Linked DNA regions of Homo sapiens: region 2 is linked to region 1. Evidence: chromatin loops called from intact Hi-C (ENCODE). Cell type or tissue: ascending aorta. All regions are shown on one strand. Each heading gives the region's core, and the rest is flanking DNA. Links, peaks and the distances in the headings are about the cores only.

Region 1 (2,924 bases), core at 144-2,643:
TGACAGAACAACATTGAATATCTAAGTAGTCTAGGCCTTTGTCTGGTCATTAGAATTTGTCCTTTTGAGGACCATTGGCTGGAAACTTTATACTACAATTGAGTGTGCTATGAGTAAGACAGCTTCAATTGAAGCCTCTGAAGAGGAAAGGAAAATAACAAAGAAGACGCTTTTGTATCTTTTTCCATTATCAATAACGTCAATATAGAACATGCCTTTTTTCATATGAAACTTCAATATGAACTTATTCAAATGACACTCTGGCTATGTCATAATGTCTGCATTCTCCAGGTATATATGAAACAGATTTTAATGGATGTTGGGTGGCTTCCATTCACCCTTTCATATTTGAAAATGCACTTAGAAACTCTGTTGAGAAAGTTGCTTATGCTATTGGTCCTCCTTTTCTGTTGTTGTTCAGTCTGCCCCCAAGTGGTAGAGAGCCTAAAAACCCAAAAAGATAACAACGTGGTCAATCCATGACTTATCAGCTGCAATTGTATGCCTGATTGATTTTTGTTGCTATACAACAGCTGAACAATTCGAAATTTATCACATGGAATATGAATTCACCTGTTCAAATCATGGTAGTATAATAATTCTTGAAATTGCAGCTGCATATTTTAATTCATTACACCAAGTAAATAAACTTCAAGACATTCAGCCACCATTCATGAAATAGATTTCTAAAGGCTTATGTGGGGATCATTTTCTTTCTCTTACCCTCTACCCTCTTGTTTTAAAACTCCTCTCCCCACCATGGCCTTATACTGGAAGACATTTTTACTCTTGATTTCTAGCAATTGCTGGCTGGTATTGTTGAGTTTTAATATTTCAGTGTGATTCAGAGCTCTGACCATTTTCAAGTTCTTAGGAGCCCTCTCTTGTCTCATTTTTAAACATGGCCTTTGGGGAATGACAGTGATTGTGACAGATGGTAAAGGAATAAGATTGCACTTTGGCGCTGCTTCTGTCTTTGCCTCTTGATCTTTTCCCACTTTCTCAAGGCAAATTATAGATTTCCTTTTGCCTCTAGAGGGACGCAAATTGCAGTTGCCAGTTATATGGTTCTTTGTTTCTCTTTCTAGCTCTTAAAAAAAAAAAGAAGGGCTCTTATTTAATTAAACATTGTCATTACATTTATTGTTGATGAAAGGTACTGATTTGTATGTTGGCCAAATATCTGACCAGACAAGGGAGAGGACTTGTTGAACTACAGGCAAAAAAAGAAAAAGAAAAAAGAAAAAAAACTTTTGTTGCGTTTGAAGGTAGCTTCCCTCTAGTGGCAAAAACTGGTACTTCACTTGTAGACTACAAGCGATTTAAAAAAATATATTTTTTGTTATCTCTTTTTAAAACATTATCTGATATGTGTAATGTACATATCACACATTTTAATGAATGTGGCTTGCAACTAAAATCGAGTTTCCTAAAAAGTTTAGAAATCTTTTCAGTTACCAAATTCATAATCTTAGGTATGCAAAGTAGGCAAGGTACTTTACTGTCCATTTTGTTCTTCAGTAATCCCACACATACAACACACAATTCCAGATGAAAGGATTCTAGTTGACTAAGAAGATAGTTAATAAAGGGGTTTTAGATTTTTTTCATAATTTATTGGGTCGGAGTTAACTCAAGCGGTTACCTCCTCATGCCGGACTTTCTATCTGTCCATAATTTATCAAAGGAGTGTGAAGGAATTATAAAGTATCGCATAAATTTGGGTGGTGGGCATATTGCTGTACTTCTCTGTGTATTAGAAATATTTTAGGCTGGGCACAGTGGCTCATGCCTTTAAACCCAGCACTTTAAGAGGTCAAGGTGGGAGGATTACTTGAGCCTGGGAGTTCAAGATCCGCCTGGGCAACACAGGGAGACCCCATCTCCACAAAATATTAAGAAATTAGCCGAGCATGATGGCACACACCTGTGGTTCCAGCTGCTTGGGCGGTTGAGATAGGAAGATCACTTGAGCCCAGGAGTTCGAAGCTGCAGTGAGCTGTGATTATGCCACTTCACTCTCCAGCCTGAGTGACAGAGAGAGAGACCCTGTCTCAAAAGAAGAAAAAAAGAAAAAAGAAAAGTTTGATACTGGAAAAATTTTAGAGAGAGGCGATAGAATCACTAGATAGTTAAAATTTAAGTATTAGAATTTAAAGGGCACTAGAGATTAGTTGAGTGTTACAGTTTTAACTTGAACTTATTCGTTCACATTCATGTAACCACTACAAAAGGATTTAAGCAATGCCAAGAATGAGCTATAATTTAGACAATGTGCAGGAAATACAAGGACAACTAAGACGGGCAAGCGGCAAGTGAACCGAGAACTGTGCAAAGAGATGAGTACTAATGGAAATATGTACAACAAACTAAGAGAGTACACCAAGGACAAAGTGGCCCTTTGTTTGAGACGGATGAAAGGACAGTTAAGTACAGAAGATAAGTGTAAATGATCAAGAGTTTGGGCACAGTGCACGGGTATTTTCCATGCACATAGCACCATGGGAAGTGGTTCTGAGCAATCAGGAGATAACAGGGCTTCAAGTATGGAAGGCTTAAATGGAGAGAGCTGAGGGAGACTTGTTGTTAATAACTTTGCTAGAGCAAGTCCTAAGCAGGCACTGTTTTATACCATAATAAATAATCAAATGAGAGAATATGAGGTTTGGTTCCCCAGGCTCCACACGTGACTATGAATAATCTTATAAATAATAGACTTATTCACAAAACACAAGATAGTCTAGAATAACCGAATGAAATGATGTTTTTGTGCTTCTTTGACTTCCTACCAAACATAGTGTTCCTTGGAAGGAATTATGTTTGACACTGTATTGTATGACTGGAAAAAAATCTATAATGAAGAGGTGCTCACATATGAAGTAGCACTGAGAAAGTTCGCTTCAACAGAGGTCTGGTGATGGGAG
Region 2 (2,924 bases), core at 130-2,629, 140 kb after region 1:
TATAAATCCCTACTCGCTTATTCATAGCGATGATCGCTTTTAGCAATTGCATAGTAATTGATTGACCCCAAGACATTAAGGCCTGAAAAATTTTATATATGGGACAGGGTTATTGAAGATTATTATTATTATTGTTATTATTATTATTAGTTTTCTTGAGACAGAGTATCACTCTGTTGCCCAGACTGGAGTGCAGTGGTGCAATCATGTTTCACTGCAGCCTTGACCACCTGGGCTCAAGCAATCCTCCCACCTCAGCCTCCAAAGTAGCTGTGACTACAGGCGCACACCATTACGCCTGGCTAATTTTTGTATTTTTGGTGGGGATGGGGTTTCACCATGTTGCCCAAAATGGTCTCGAACTCCTGAGCTCAAGGGATCCCCCGACCTCGTGGCCTGTCAAAGTGCTGGGATTATAGGCGTCAGCCACCATGCCTGTCCTCTTGAAGATCATTAACTATTTGATAGTCAAAGGAATTAAAAATTGACAGCCATTAAACTCATTGAAGATCAGATGCAGAAGTAAAATTCAAAGTCTTTCTTGTTTACTATACTACTTCTAATTCCTAATAACAGTGATTCTTTTATGAACTACTTCCTTTACTTTTCACTGTACTTTACAAAGATCATTTGTTCAGGCTTCATAACAAACCAAAGACAAAGGCTTTTTTTAAACCTTCATTTTACAGATGAAAAAGCTGAAGCTAAAATGGCTGAAGGACCTGTAATAATTTAATAATAAAAGTAGATAATCATCTGGATAATAAAAGTAGCAGAACAGAGACAACCGAGGCCATCTGACTAAGCCCATTATCTTTACCACAGTGCTGTGTTGCCTTCCTGCCAAATAGTAGTAGCTCCATAAACACTTGTTAAATGGGAGTTCCAAGTCCCTAAGAGGAACTGGCATATGGTGGAGGGGATTTCGAGTGCATTCCAGAAATAGAGAACAAACTGTGTTTAGGCCCTAAAAAAAGAAAAGAGCGTGTTACATTTCAGGACCTGAAGAAAGGCCTGAGGAAATGTGGGTTGAATATTATGATTGAAGTGACAAAGAAGAGGCTGTAGAGACAATTTTAGAGGCTAGACTACTTAGAGTTACAGGGGGAGGAAGGGGACTATTCAGCCTGAATTTCCTGGAACTGTCCTGCAATAATTATTAATAGTACTTCCTTAGGATTTCAAAAGTGTTAGTTTGGAAGGTAAAATAGAAAGTTATCCAATTCTTAGGTAATGTTGAAGATTTTTTTTTAATTTCAGAATGAATGAATGCATTTCCTCCTTTGCTACTTGGGATATTAGAAGGAAAATGAAAAGTCTGTTAGTCCATACTTCATATCCAGCACTTTTATCAACTGAGAGCAACTTCAGTGATTGGTTCTCCAGTGATATATTGAAGACATTTGTCATAAGGCCCTAGCCCTCTAAAGCAAAGGTCTTTCCTTTAACTAAATATGGGGAAAATATGTCAAGGGCAGTATTAAACATGTGCATTAGAAATTACTGAATCTGTATATAACATTTGAGTATTTAGTATCCACTAATTTATTTCAAAAATTATCCCATTTGCCAACTTCAGATTTTTTGGTTGTTGTTGCTGACACTTTAGACAACTTGCCCTACATTCACAACAGCCGTAATTTGTTCATCAAGAGTACCGAGAAAACAAGGTTCTAATTTTACTATTTGTAGACAGTTTTTAGAGGGAGTAAGGTTAATATGGTGCATGAAAAAAGCCAAAAAGAGATTAAGGCAGTTTGTGAATTTTAGTAATATGGCATAATGAAGTGCCTCGATCATGTCAAAATAATGGAGGTTTCGTAGACTTTCTGGTAAATCTTATTTATCAAGTTTGGTACCATCCCAGGGAGAGAAACTCAAACCATCTCATGCAGCTAAGTAAGTAGTAACTACAATGTAGAGATTTGCTTCCTCTCTGCACAGAAAGGAAATGGCTATGATTATTTTTTATCTCCAAGCATTCTGAGAATGAAAGTGTAGTAAGTCCTCAGGCTAGGAGAAACAGGGTAGCCCAGGGAATAGATATATAGCTAGAGACTCAGAAGGCAGTACTATTTGTTTTCTTACTGCTGAGCACATACTCTATGGATGGTCAAGGTGACTCCAGTGTGTATCAGAGGAAAAGAAGGATTTTATTAAAACTCTACTGAAGAAGGCTTCTTTCCAGTTTCAGCTAAGATGTGAAGGTTTGATTAAAGCATCCATGAGTTTTAAAATATTTACATACTTTTGGGTAAAACACACATATAATTAATTCTCTTCATGAGAACTCAGTATTACTTATACCTTAAAAAGATACTCAGTATCTGTTGTTTGATATCAGTTTGTCTTTAGGAATGTAAGAAACTGTGCTTTTCATAAGTAAACAAACATCTTCAAGCACATTGTTCTCCAATCACTGTCAATGGTGTAATATGAGTTTTCTGAGATAATTTAAATTTGGTATTTAGGATATTTGCATGTATAAAAAGTACTTGGATATGCTCCTTGCTTCCTCTTCTCCTGCTGAACTGTCAGAAGATGGTGATGCTTTTGAAGATTTATGGTAGATGGGTAATGAGATTGCTGAATGTTAACTACTGCATTTGGAATTCATTTAGTAGCAAAAGAAAAGAAGGTTACTGGGATTGGGATAGAGTAGAAAAGTGATAGAGCTATTTTTAATCAGTGAATTTAAAAATCAATATGATACGTTCTGAATTAGGATACATTTCAAGTCTCTTGTCATGTAGTAATCAAGTAGAACATTTCTTGAAGAATATAGGATGTCAAATTGGATCTAATTCAGCAAAATTCATGATAGTGTAGTGCCCATATTTTGTGATGTGGACATATCAAATTTTAATATTGGAAGACTAAGGCTAAAAAATCCACAAGCATGTGGAATATGTTTTTAAAATTCA

The links. A loop is a pair of places that touch in the nucleus more often than their neighbours do. Peaks named below come from ENCODE experiments on the same cell type or tissue, not always from the same donor. Only the 100,000 strongest peaks of a DNase experiment are listed, where the experiment ranks them.
Region 2: a loop joins it to region 1, with 2.0 times the contacts of the local background. A loop is called at or near these places in 2 of 110 quality-filtered maps.

The regions. Positions count from the first base shown.
Region 1 is chr3:77,319,465-77,322,388 of GRCh38, forward strand. The region is part of intron 2 of ROBO2 (roundabout guidance receptor 2); the gene reads left to right. Among named protein-coding and RNA genes, the nearest start is that of ROBO2, 280 kb to the left of the region's middle. In ascending aorta, for the core only: a CTCF peak has its summit at 1,278 (motif pointing left); no DNase peak of the experiment used is centred there.
Region 2 is chr3:77,463,442-77,466,365 of GRCh38, forward strand. The region is part of intron 2 of ROBO2 (roundabout guidance receptor 2); the gene reads left to right. Among named protein-coding and RNA genes, the nearest start is that of ROBO2, 420 kb to the left of the region's middle. In ascending aorta, for the core only: no CTCF peak of the experiment used is centred there; no DNase peak of the experiment used is centred there; H3K27ac peaks cover 1,133 bases.